Linked DNA regions of Homo sapiens: region 2 is linked to region 1. A link is a loop called in an ENCODE intact Hi-C map of the cell type or tissue named here. Cell type or tissue: B cell. All regions are shown on one strand. Each heading gives the region's core, and the rest is flanking DNA. Links, peaks and the distances in the headings are about the cores only.

Region 1 (6,817 bases), core at 1,521-4,020:
TTTTCCCATGCTGTTCTTGTGACAGTGAATAAGTCTCATGAGATCTGATGGTTTTATAAAGGGCAGTTCCCTTGCACATGCTCATGTGCCTGCTGCCATGTAAGATGTTGCTTTAGCTCCTCCCACGCCTTCTGCCATGATTGTGAGGCCTCCCTAGCCATGTGAAACTGTGAGTCCATTAAACCTCTTTTTCTTTATGAGTTACCCAGTCTTGGGTATTTCTTCATAGCAGTATGAGAATGGACTAGTACAGCTTAGGTCTTGAAAGGTTTTCATGGGAATGGGAGTTTGAGAAGATGGTGAAGGATAAGGAGAGCTTTATGGAAAAGCTCAGACTGACTCCCTGCTTTCTGACTTACAGACTGTTTGGAAGATGGGAGGAAACATTTCCTGGGAAAGATGCTGAACATTCTGAATGTGTTGAGCGAGAGATTCTTGCAGGGCTTCCAGGGGGAGATGCACAGGAGACCAATATGCATGTCTGCAAATCACAGGAGAGGGTGGCCTGGAGAGAGAAACATGTGTGTCCAACCACGGGAGTGACAGCTGAGAACATTGTGTGCGAAAGATTCCGTACCCTGGGAGTGCGTAGCCTGCACACAGCCTCTTAACTCAAGAACTGATTCTCTTCCGTGTTCTGAATTTTCTGAGTGCCTTTTGCCCTTCTGCTTTTAGCCATCTACAATGCGGCCATTGGACTCTTATTGGGATTAGGTAGAAAAAGAAAAAAAAATGATGGTACTCAAATATACCTAGTTTTACTAACGATGAGCAGATGTGATGAGAGGATTAGATCCTTAGATAAAGAAGCTTAGGTCCTGCAGTGTGACCTGGGTTACTTGTGAAACTCAGTTTTTCTCAATACCTGTTCTCCTCTATCTTACCATGGATTCTGAAGCTTGAATTTTTTAAACGGTATTTTATCTTTATTCACTGTGTGAGAATATACATATACAGCTATGTTATTTCTTGTTTGTTTTTAAAATCAGTGGCTGGCCCTTGTTAGGAAAATAGATGAATTAGAATACATAGTCTTTGAGAACCATTTACAGGTAAATCTGTGTTATTTATTTTGCTGCTCTAGCAGTCTTCTGTTAGTATGAAATGAATTAACAAGATAGAATTTATGGCCCTTTTTAGTATTGAATTTGATCACAGTTGAGACATTGCCCCTGAGATAAAACTCCTGTCTGGAGCATTTTTACAGTGGAGCTTCCATTATTGCTTTCCTTGAGGACTGAGAATTGTCCTGATGATGTAAGGAACAGGTGTCTGATCCCTGTGAAGATGGTGTTCTCTGTTAGCAATAGGAAAACACTGACGTTCCTACTCTGTCCTTTTGGCTGAAACAGCAGCATCTAAATCGGAGCTTGTTTAAGTGGATATGATGGCTCTAAGAGAGACCCTGACAACAATGGTTATAGATTTCAGAGTGTGGACCACATTTGGATTTTGGGGGGATCCAGTTTTGAATAAGTAAACTGAAAAAGTCATTTTTGAGACAGTAGGACAAAATTGAACGTAGACTGATATTAGATTCTAAGGAATTATTGGTGATTTTGTTCTTTGGGAAAATGATATTGTGATCATGTTTTTAAATGTCCTTATCAGAGAAGCATACTGAAGTATTTACAGGTAAAATGATACCATGTTTGGGATTTAGTTTAAAAATACTGAAGCAAAAGAGTTGGAATGTATAGATAAAATCAGATTGGCAAAATGTTGATAATGTTGAAGGTGAGTAAAAGAGGTTTGTTATCCTATTTTCACCTTATGCATTTATGAACATTTTCATTAAAAAAAAGGTAACAAAAATGAATGTAGTAGCCAAGAAGAAGAGAAAGTTGAAGGTCTGTTTTTCTCTCATTTTGACACACAACGTCAGCGTGTCACACCTGTCAGTCTTTCTGCACATAGGGTGATAATCTTTCTGCCTTTCTGACCCAATAACTGAGGAATCTGACACCACAGCTAAACAGTTTGTGTGATGACAACACTGTCCCACCAGGACTTGGGGCAGCTTTCTGGCAGTTCCTATCTCATCTCCCTCAGAGGCTCTAGCCTCCAATGGGAATTCAGGGGATTCCTTGTCTCCTTATATTTTTGTGAGTTTTGAATGAGAGAGACATGAGAAGATAACTTGGGTGGAGTGAGCTGTGGAGATGGAGTAGAAGTTTAAATGTGAGGCATGTTTCTGCATAGGGACCTTGTGATGCAGTCATTGGCTCTTCTTTCCTATCAATTTAAACTTGTGCTGGAATCAGACCCTTCAGTCTTTCAAACCAGAGTTTAAGTCTGTGCTGTATCATGTGTGTGTGTGTGTGTGTGTGTGTGTGTGTGTGCACCTGTTTGTGTTTCTATCCTCACATCTGAAGTCTCTGCCCTTTGCAGACAGCATGATAGTGAAATGAGTTGATTACAAGGGGAAAATGATTTTAGTGAACCAACATGGGTCTGTTTGCTTCTTTGAATTATTCCCAGCACGATAGGATGTTAATATGTCATCTCAGAGGCAGATGGGCCCATCTATTTTGATCATCAGCTCTGTCATTATTTGGCGTTTAGAACCATGCCTTTCCTCGCAGTATCTTCAAGATACTTAGAGGAAGGCCCAGAGTTTTCTTGACACCAGCTGCTACTTTGCTTAAGCAGATGGAATAAATTAAGCCCCTCAGCCTCCCTATACTCATCACTATTAACCACATCCCCACAGCGAAAAGGCCGGTGATGGCAAAAGATGGTTGTTTTCTGAGGACATGGTAAAATGCCTTTGAGTCTCAGGGTGAGACTCTTGGCCCAGAATGTTCCTGTGTCTTACGTTTTAGCCTAGGGTATTTATTTGACTTGTTCAACTAATATTTCTACGGTACCTGTTGTGCACTAGTAGTGTCTGTGTTGAGTGCTGGTTCACAGAGGTGAACAGTTTCAGAGCAAGGTTTTCTGTTGACTGCTCGAGTTTCAGTTATGTTGGATATGGGGAACTAAAGGGTTTCAGAAACTAATGGAGTCCTCTTTACTTTTCTTTTTCTTCATATCCCTTCAGCAGTTCTAGGATACAATGTCACTAGCTCCTGACATCCCTCTCTAAGGGGAAAGCATGAGGGAAGATGGGGAGAAGTTTCCTTGTGGTGCAGGTTTGCTCTGGCAAGACCTTCTTCAGGGAGCAGAAAATTGTTATTCATTCATTCATTCATTCATTCAACAAATGTATCTTTGGTCCCTACTAAATGCAGGATACTCTAAATATAGGGACACAGAACAGATGTAACTGCATCTTACTTTCGGGATACATGCTTTCCCACTTCCAAATTTTCTTATATGCTAGAACATTTTCTCAATATCTTTGGAATTTTGTAGCAAATGCCACCTTAACAAAAACAACAGTATCCATTATTCTGTAGACAGAATGTAGAAGAACACAAACTCAGCTACCTCGGAGAGGAATGGAAAAGCAGAGTATTAATAAACATGAACTCATATCTTTACATTACTATGCATTCAAAAACTTAATGGCAGTTTCATTGACCAAACCAAATAGCTTATTATAACAGTGAGTCTTCATTCCAGAATTTGTTGCATAAAAATAAAATATTAGACCAGGTGCGGTGGCTCATGCCTTTGGGAGGACAAGGCAAGTGCATCACCTGAGGTCAGGAGTTCGAGACCAGCCTGACCAACATGGAGAAGCCCCATCTCTGCTAAAAATACAAAGTTAGCTGGGCGTGGTGGCGGGCGCCTGTAATCCCAGCTACTCGGGAGGCTGAGGCAGGAGAATTGCTAGGACCTGGGAGGCGGAGGTTGTGGTGAGCCGAGATTGCGCCATTGCCCTCCAGCCTGGGCAACAAGAGCGAAACTGTCTCAAAGAATACATCTATTAAAAATGTTAGAAATCCTAAGTTGTTAACATGTATTGCAATAAATGCAGGTGAAAATAAGTTGACATTCTTGATTTGACCATATTGTCATGTTGAGGTTTTAGAAATATTTTTCATTTTTTAGTTCTTGAAAAGTTATTAGGCAACTTATCCTTCCATTGAAAGTCACATCTTTGTACCTTGTTTAGAAACAGGAAGTGGTTACTTATACTTTCTGTTTTATCTGCTTCCATGTTGTTTGTGTTTTTTAAAAGAAGTATGTTTTTAATTTTTAGATACTTCTGTTTTGACTGACAGTGTAACTCATAATGATAAAAATTCAAATGATGCAAAACCTTTACTGGACGAAGAAGGCAGGGAGAATGTTGCTTTTCCACTCCTGATGTTCCTTTAGCAAAACATTCTAGGACACTCTTTGCCTAGGAACTTACCTGATTAGTGAATTTGGAGGGAAAAATCAGGCACAAAACTGTGGCCCCACTCCGTCTTCCTCACTTTCTCCTGGAGCTGGCCTGCTCACCCAGGGAGGTACCCTTGGTCACTGAGGACCACCGGTGTGAGGGAGGAATGTGCTGATTAACATCGCTGGGGAGCCCTAGGGGAGTCTCTTCGAAATCTAGAGATCAGTTTCTCAACTGAGAAAGAAAGGCTGTTTACTCAGTGTTTAAGCCACAATCTCAGATATCACCTTTATAAGTAATAAGGGTGATTTTTGATCCTTTTATGCTTACTGGTCTGATTTCTAAGTTAGTTTAGTGATAGGAGGAGAGAGGGTTATTTATTGGGCCTCCTTGAAGTGTACAACATGGTGAAAAAGTCTCCAACCCAGTAGGCATTACCACATCCTGTAAATGCTTCCCAAAATGCTATGTGCATATACGAACATATCTAGAAATGTGTATGTGTGCCTCTCCTCATTTTCTTTTACACAGTGGTGGATGCTGTTCTCTATTAGCCTTTTCTACTTGTTATATTTTGATGGTCTCTGATACTTGTTACTGGCTACATACTATTCCATAATATGGATTTGAATTAATTTTCTAACCAGGAAGAATAAAAACATGTTTCTATTTGAAACTCACACTCTGATCAACAGTGAGGAACTGTGAAGTTCTGCTGCTGGGGGACAGGATAGCAACTGATTTCTGTGCCTCCTTTTTCACATGGAAGAGGCATATCATGTATATATCTCTCTCTATGCAGGTGATAGACTTGACTTGGTCCTTGATAATAGAGACCACACTGAAAATTGACTATGTATTGACCTACTTTTTCAGAGAGCCTATTGCTGCCATTTATCCAGGAACTGTAAGCTGAGTAATAGACCAAATGTATCTTTAGGGCAGTTAGTAATAATTTTTATGAAGGAACCCCCTTGGTAGTGACATTTAAAAGTTATTCTGAAATGTTTGCATACATTTGTATGTTGAAAAAAATCAGATATCTTAGTGAAATTAGAATATTAGGAATATTTTCTATATTACATCTTGTGAGTCTGAATGGAGTTTCCATTCCACAAAAATCAGTGCATTTGAGTGTCTTTCCAGGTTTTTTCTCGGGTCATTAATCCCTAAGCAGACGTAGTTCTTGACAGAAGGTTTTCCAAGGGGGTGGTGTCGATTATATTTCTTAGACCTAACATAAATGATGTTTAACCAGTAGCTAACCCCTGATCTTTATTTCAGGTGTCTTTGTAAGGTAAGAATTTAGTCTCTCTTAAGTTATGGTAATTCATATCATCTTAGTTTTCATTTTTTGTCCTTTCAGTTCAGTTTCTCTTAATATTTCACTTAGAGACATTAACATATTCTGTTATGGGGGGTATTGCTCTTCTGCTAGCTAATTTGCCTTTTGTTTATAAATACCGATAGTGAGGCTGCTGGATTTTAGTGTATCAGTCAGGCTTCAACAGGAGAAACAGAACCAGTAGGAGAGACCTATAAAGAGATACATTGCAAGGACTTGGCTTACTTGATTTATGGGGGCGGTCTAGGCAAGCCTAACATTCCCAGGGTAGGCTGTCAGGAAGAGCAAGCTGGAGCTCTAGGGCACAGCTAAAGCTGTTGTCCCCAGATGGAATTTCTTCAGAGAAGCCTTAGCTCAGCTCTGAAAGCTTTTCCACGTATTGAATCAGGCCCACCCAGATTATCAAGGATAATTTCCCTTTACTTAAAGTCAATTATGGACTTAATCACGTCTAACAAATGCCTTCACAGCAATGCCTAGCTTAGTGTTGGAGGGAGTAACTGTGGGCACTAGCACAGTCAACCTGACAACTAGAACTGACCATCGCAGTGTGTTTCTCTGTTGCTTGTCAGAAATCTTCTGGTTCCAGCCCTGCCTGGAGCCATATTTGGTTGGCTGTGTGCTTCTCTTTCTCTTCGCCACCCCTCTTTCTTCTGCAGGTAAGCTAACTCTTAACTTATTGCTGTATCCTAAGCAACCTCGACTCTGCTCTGGAGCCAAACATTTGGTTTCTGCGTTTTCCTTTGGTCTTACATGATGTGTGTTTTCTCTTCTGTGCTATTTGTCTTACCAGGACAGAGTGTTCCTATCGTTCTCTTTATTAGCTAAAGTTACAGATCAGCTTGGCACCCTTTCCAGCAGGAGCTTTAGTTTTCAAAGACAATAGTTACAAAATTGGATTCTGCTTTCGTGGCTCTTAGCTGTTGCCATTGTTCTTTGTTGCCCTCACTTGGGGAAATGCCATATTGGAGGTTTGATAGGACTGATGCAGAATAAGAAATCTAATTGCTTCTCTGTGCTTTGTGCTGCCTCCTCAGAATAGTTCCCTTCCAACTTCCAGAACATTCTCTTTCAAGACATTGCCCTTTCATGTTGGGTTTCCAAAGTTACAGTATTCCATTCTCATTATCTGAAGAGCAATGTTTGTCAAATTTGCTTCTCTTCCCGTTAGAAAATATTCAGGCATTATAAGGAAG
Region 2 (6,817 bases), core at 2,282-4,781, 59 kb after region 1:
CCCGCTGCTCGTTTGTTGAGCCAAACTGGTTTTTAATGTTCAGAATACAAAACATGGCAGGGCCATCTTCATAATGCTCTGTGCTGTCACTGGTTGCCAGGAGCGTTTCTGCGTGACCGATCCATAATAACAGCAATGATGAGAGCCACAATTAAATAGCACCCTGTGTTTGGAGCACTGGTCCTTCAGGTATCCCTTAGTCCAGTGAGTTCCTGAATGCTGGAGAGTGTGTAACATCAGTGCCATGTGTGCTCTGTCTTCTGGTGCAGAGGAAGAGAGTTACCAGCAATGGTGGCCAGCCACTGGCAAAATGGGTGCTTTTCTTCCATCCCTTTTTTCGTCAGAGACTTCCTCTGATTTGACAGGATCACACACTTTAAGCATGTTTCAGTCTTCTATATCTTCTAACTTCACATGAACTTGGCTCTTTGATTTCACCAAACAAAGCCATTACTTTAAATTTATTTATAAGGGCAACAATTATTAGCTGGATTATCAGAAAACTTCTCAGATTCTCATGGGCTTGTTTCACTCCCTGACAATTATCAAGGTAAGTCAATCCCAGTCTCTTTGTTTCAAACCCCAAGCCAGAGTGTCAGTCTCCACCTCCACATGGTCAGGGCCTGTTTACTCAAGCAATGCTGGGCCGCTTGAGGACATGCAGGGGCCTGCCTCCCCCAAATCTTGTTATGTATGTTGGGTTCATTGTTAGCAGCTGCTGTAGGACTCAGTGGAGGATTTGATACCTACACTCTTGTTTAGGATAGGTGAAGGGATGAGACAGAAAAGATCTCAGGGCAGGGACTAAGATTGGACTTGTAAAACACAACACCTAAAGATTATACATATTGCTGTTGATGTTTTTTCACTAATACTGAGTGCTTGCAGAAGGCACTGTCCATGCCTTCTCCTCATAGTTATGCCATGAAGTAGTTCGTGTCACTACCTTATTTTATAGATGAAGAGAGAAAGACTTGGAAAGTTAAGTAAATTGCCCCAAGGTCTCATAGCTCGTCAGTGTTACAATCCGTATTTAAACTCCAGAATGTTATCTCCAGAAACCAAGGTAGGACAGGCTGAGTCGGCCTAAGCAACCAAGTACTTTGTGCTCTCCTTTGACTCCTCTTGATGAAAGGATAGGAAAGGAGTCAGAAAAGAGGCTGTTACAAGGAGTTATGCTCCCCTGCCTTCTCTGTTCAAATAAAATAAGTGTATTGTACACTTCAGAACAGCCTGAAACTCAGTGCACAGGTGGCTCAGGAACAGCGTTTTAGAGCCATAAATGTAAAGCTTTTGTAGCCATCCAGAGCTCTGCTACATATACCAAGGCCAGAGTAGGCCACAGCTTCTATATATTGAGTCTTGTCTGAGCTGAACCCACCATCCCAAATGTTGACTGTTGGCTCACTGCTCAGGAGGAATAGTTTCGTAGCCGGAAGTCTCTTCAATGGAACAGAGCCCTTTACCTTTCTTAGATTTTGTCCTAATGCGATATTTCCTCTATTGAGCATAGCTCTGACCTGCAAAGCACCTCAAATGCTCTCAGCCCAGAAACTCTTTTTTTTTTTTCTTTTTGCTGGTGTTACTTGAGTGTTTATTAAGGGTTAAGGTTGCTGACTTCCGTACCTAGAAATGTTGTCAAGTATACTTACATTTAATATACTGCCATGCATCAGGTAAGGACGACTATTGTATCCCTTGATTCAGTTCAACTTCATGAATATTTATTGGGAATGTACTTATGTTGGCAGACCTGTGCCAGGTTCTTTAGGGGAGAGAGACTACCCAACATCTTAGCTCCTCTGACCCATCTCTTGAATTCTGTGTATTTGCCAAAAAGGCTTATAACTGTTAACCTTTACCATCCTTTTATTTTTCAAATGAACATTCAGCAACTCGACTTCTTCTTAAACCAAGTAATTTTCTTAAATTAAAGTTGACAGAGAATCAATGGTTATTTTATTTTGCCTCAGACATAGAGGAAAGCTCTCCTATATGTTACCCATCGGGGAAAGGGCCCTCTTATCTTTTCCTTCAGAGCTTCTTTCCTCTCTCCAGTCGCAGGGGCACTGTTTTTTAGGTTTTTGTTTTGCTTTGTTTTTTTGTACCTCCTTTCTGAAAAGCACGTCTGTCACTTTACTGTGAAGAGGCAAATAGCAGGTTGTTTGCAGGATGCACTGTATATACACTTCTGAAGAGTGAGAACTTGTCTTTGTCCAGCCTGACATCCTTTATTAAATTTTTACTCAAGAGGTCAGGAAAGATAAGCTAGTCTTAAAAACTTGTCAGAAGTCAACGGTTTAGGTAAAGGACAGTCATTGAAGAAACCATTATGAAGGAAATTGTTGGGTGTATCTTTTTCATTAGTTATTCTTAGGTATGGAAAACACATTACCCCCACAGTCTTGTTAAGTCCTTAACTTGGTGGTACAGTTACACCCCTGGGTGTTGCTTATTCAACATTCTCAAAGAACAAGTTTTTCAAATCATCCAAATGTGAGTTATGGCTCTAATCATACAGATTCCATGACTCATACACAAAAATCAGCTTTATTATTTGATAATCACACGGCATGTGTTTAAACACTGAGGAAAATGTTTTGAGCGTTTGAAATACGATTACATATTATACCAGTCTGCTTTTAAGTCTTGTCCTTGGATATATCCTTCATGGTGGAGTTGACATTGCACCATTGAAGACTATATTTCATGAATAAGCACAAGGGTTTTTCTACTTTTGGCAAACTTCAGGTGCTTGGAAATTTCCAATTAGGGTGGCTGGTATCTATGCCAAGTGATTGATTTCATTTTATTTACTTTATTTGGAACCGTTGAAGGGATGATGTCTTCCCAAACCATTGTAATAATGAGTGGTATAAGTTAGTGTTCCAGAGGCCGAGAACAAATTTAGTTTTTACCAAAGGGACAAATGTTGACTTTTAAATATTTGTCAGAATCAGATAGTATATTAGTTTGCTAGGGCTGCCTTAACAAAGAACCACAAACTGGGTCGCTTAAACAATAGGAGTTTATTTTCTCATTGTTCTGGCGCCTAGAAGTCTACGATGAAGCTGCCCAAAGGTTTAGCTTCTCCTGAAGTCTCTCTCTATGGCTTGTAGAAGACCTTCTTGCTGTTCTTATGTGATCTTTCCTCTGTGCGGGCACATGTCTGTGTCCTAATCTCTTCTTATAACGACACCTGTCCTGTTGGATTAGGGCCCACCCTAATGATCTCACTTAACTTTAATTACCTCTTTGAAGACCCTGTCCCCAAATACGGTCACATTCTGAGGTACTGGCTGTTAGGCTTTCAACATGAATCTGAACTGTGTGTTCAGCCCATAAGAAATGAGAAGGGAAAAGGCTTCATGTGGTGGCCACTTCTCAGGGCCACTCTGTGTTAATAAGAGTTGTGTGGGCAGAACAGCAGTGGGGCTTAAGAAGGGGCATCCCTGGGAAGCAGATAAGGCTGAGCTTCAGATTTCCCTTCTCTTACTTGAGGGAATCTTCAGATTTAAAAAGAAAATAGATTTTGTAAAAAACTGACCTGGAAACAGTGTCAGGTATTTGTCGTCTCTTTAAATACTGTCATGCAAATCATACCCCTTCTGGTACCCTTGCCCTTCTGGGAGATGTCACCCTAAAAGGGGCTTTCCAAGCTCTGCTCTCAGCTTTCAGGCACCCACTCCGCTCTTCTCCAGGGCAGGCCAGAGGAGTTTCAGTCCTGTGAGTGTTAGTCATTGGAGAACCATGTAACCCCAACCTCCAAAAACAAGCAGATGCATTTTTTCTTTCTTTTTGCCTTGAGAGAATCTTTGGATTTTTGGTTTGTTTAGACATTCTGCATGAAAAGTCCTGTCCTCATCCGGTCTCCTGGCAAGTGTGCCCTGATGTATTCTCGTGCATGGATGTTTCCTTCTGATATACATTAACAACCTAGCAAATGCCTAGGAACAATGTTACTTTCTGTGCAACTATGTATTTTATAAATAATCATTTGCTGAAGTAATTTCAGAAAAGTTGAACTTGAGGATTTATAGTGGCTCTGCCCAAGGGTCATTCATCCTAGACTGTAAATGCAGTTACTTACAGGCCTTTTACCTGAAGTGGATCAAAAGGGGAAATACTTGCTCCATCTCATTCATCATCAAATTTAATTATCTTGCAGTACCACCTGTGGAAAAGTCAGGGGGATTCTGCTTACATTTCTACCCTGGAGGACACTGGCGTTAACACTTCTTATTAATTAGTTCTTCACAGTTTTTTCCTTTGATGAGTGATCATTTTCCTTTTAAATTTGCTAATCTTTAATATAATTTCCCCTGGATTCGATTACACATATACATTAATAGTAAAATTACAGGAATAGGAAAATTAAAGTATGTTTCTATTTCTGTGATTTCTTGGCTAAAGTTTAAAGAATGTATTGTCTGCTCACTTTATATTTTTTGTGATTTATGCTGGTTCTCTATGGCTAACTCACTTGATTAATCACACACATCTTTAAAACTTTTAAGCAAAAAAAATTACTTCTTCCCTATTCTGAAGCAACAAAATTGGGAGATTATTATTATTATTTTGAGACAGAGTCTCGCTCTGTCACACAGGCTAGAGTGCAGTGGCTGGATTTCGGCTCACTGAAAGCTCCGCCTCCCAGATTCATGCCATTCTCCTGCCTCAGCCTTCCGAGTAGCTGGACTACCGGCGCCCGCCACCACACCTGGCTAATTTTTTGTATTTTTTAGTAGAGACGGGGTTTCACCGTGTTAGCCAGGATGGTCTCTATCTCCTGACCTCGTGATCCGCCCACCTCGGCCTCCCAAAGTGCTTGGATTACAGGCATGAGCCACCGCACCCGGCCCAAAATTGGGAGATTTAGCTGAGTACATGTCCAAGGTGTTGGCCAGACACAGAACTTCCTTTGGAAGTTGCCACATCCAGCAACCCACTCTCTTAGGTGTTAGCCACCAGCTTTCCAAGAGAGGACATAAGCCAGTCTCCTGCATGTTCATGGCAGAATGTTACTTCTGCTTCCTACAGATGGTTTAGCTAAGGGGAAAGATCTATGTCTAATCAGTACATAGACTTTCAGACCCCTTCAAATACCCGTCGGAGAAAGCAGTCATGAAATCGCCCTTTGTAGCACTTGACAAGACACTTTTGGGGCCTCAGGAAGAAGTGTGTATAGGCGATCCATTTCTCCAGGTTCTTTGAGCTCCCTCTGTTGAGGTAAATCATCAGTAAACAATGTGCTTCTGATGTATTATTTCAGCTCCCAGCAGAAATGCCATCACTCAGGCAAGATTTAATATTGTGTCTTCAGCACCTGGGAGAAAAAAACTTTCATCGTTTGCACCATATGGTTGAAGACATTTATATGAAAAAGGCTTCTGTCTTTTGTAACATAAGTTGAAGACATTACTCAGTGTCCCTTATAAAGGGTCTTCCATAATAAAATTTTCCCTGAAATTAATGCCAAGATAAACAAAATCTGCCTTGCATGTTTCTCTTTTGATGAAGTTAGAACTATACTATGCAACAGTTTCCCTTTTCTGCCTTAGTTTCAGGCAAGTAAAGCTAAATCCGGTGCTCAGTTGGAGTAACTGACATCTCAAGTATGTACTAATGTCTCTTTCTGCATTCCTTTTAATTAATGTCTGTTATTTTTAACAACAAAATGTTCAGTTATATATTTAGTTTAATTTTGAAACTATTTAACATCCTTCTTGCAAGAATTAAACCAAATAACTAGTTGGCAAAAACCATAATTGTCCTTAATAGTTAGAGTTTGTAACAGTTTGTGCCTTAAAGATATAAACTTCTATTGTCTTAAAAATGCATTTATCTCAGAATGTACCAATGTGTGCAGCTCCACCCACCTCGCCATATACTGTTCAGTTTGTATAAATACACCTACTAAGACATGATGTCTGGGTCCCAAATGGACACATATTAGGTTCATGTCTTATAGATGCCTTTACATTCCTGTTAGAAAGTACTTAGCGTGTTGGTTTGGGAGCCTCATGCATGGGAGAGAGGTATACATCACAGAGACAATGATGAGTCTGTGAGTTCTCTGCAGTAAAACCCACCACACCCTAAACTTAAAGGCACAAATAATGTTAATGAAGGCTGGTCCTGTATCAGTTGATTGAAAAGAACAGTGATCTACAGAGATCCTTACATAGTGAGCATGATTAACATTTTTTCCTGCTACAAAAAAGTGTGAACTTTGACCAGACTATCATGTTTCTGCTCCTACCTGCCATTAACATGAGTCTGGTATTTATATGATTACTCCTTTTCCCCTTTGCCCCATAAGTGAAAATAAGTTCAATAAATATATTCACTAGACATCCTAAATGCTGAAAAGGACTGCTTGCTACATGTGACATTATAGTTCCATAATCTTGACAGGAAGCAGCACCCTTACACAATGACCTGTTCTCTCCTGATTTACTATAGCTGGGATGTAACACAAGTGACTTTGTGCTGTGTAGGTGAAACATTCTTAAAATTTTATGTATTCAGCTCTGAAGTAAATATGACAAAATATTACCATTTTTAAAATTCTGGATGGTAGGCACATGTGTATTCATTGTATTACTCTTTGCACATTCCTGTATGTTGAAATGTTTTTTATAATTTTTGAAACTATTATGTAATAGAGAAAAAAAAAGAGTCCACCATGGTTGTTTAGGTTGAAGAGTGGGTAAGGTTAGGGAGAGGAAACAGCCATGCCCTTCACCTGGCAGGCATGGAGATTTTCCAGAGGTTTCTGTCAGAGAAAATCACCTTAACTTAGTTTGGATTACTT

The links. A loop is a pair of places that touch in the nucleus more often than their neighbours do. Peaks named below come from ENCODE experiments on the same cell type or tissue, not always from the same donor. Only the 100,000 strongest peaks of a DNase experiment are listed, where the experiment ranks them.
Region 2: a loop joins it to region 1, with 2.0 times the contacts of the local background. A loop is called at or near these places in 3 of 110 quality-filtered maps.

The regions. Positions count from the first base shown.
Region 1 is chr2:168,086,676-168,093,492 of GRCh38, reverse strand. All of the region lies in intron 10 of STK39 (serine/threonine kinase 39), which reads left to right. Among named protein-coding and RNA genes, the nearest start is that of B3GALT1-AS1, 150 kb to the right of the region's middle. RefSeq lists a silencer at 2,818-2,867. In B cell, for the core only: no CTCF peak of the experiment used is centred there; a DNase peak (open chromatin) is centred at 2,842; H3K27ac peaks cover 1,149 bases.
Region 2 is chr2:168,028,003-168,034,819 of GRCh38, reverse strand. The region is part of intron 14 of STK39 (serine/threonine kinase 39); the gene reads left to right. Among named protein-coding and RNA genes, the nearest start is that of B3GALT1-AS1, 90 kb to the right of the region's middle. RefSeq lists an enhancer at 3,655-3,704. In B cell, for the core only: no CTCF peak of the experiment used is centred there; a DNase peak (open chromatin) is centred at 3,669.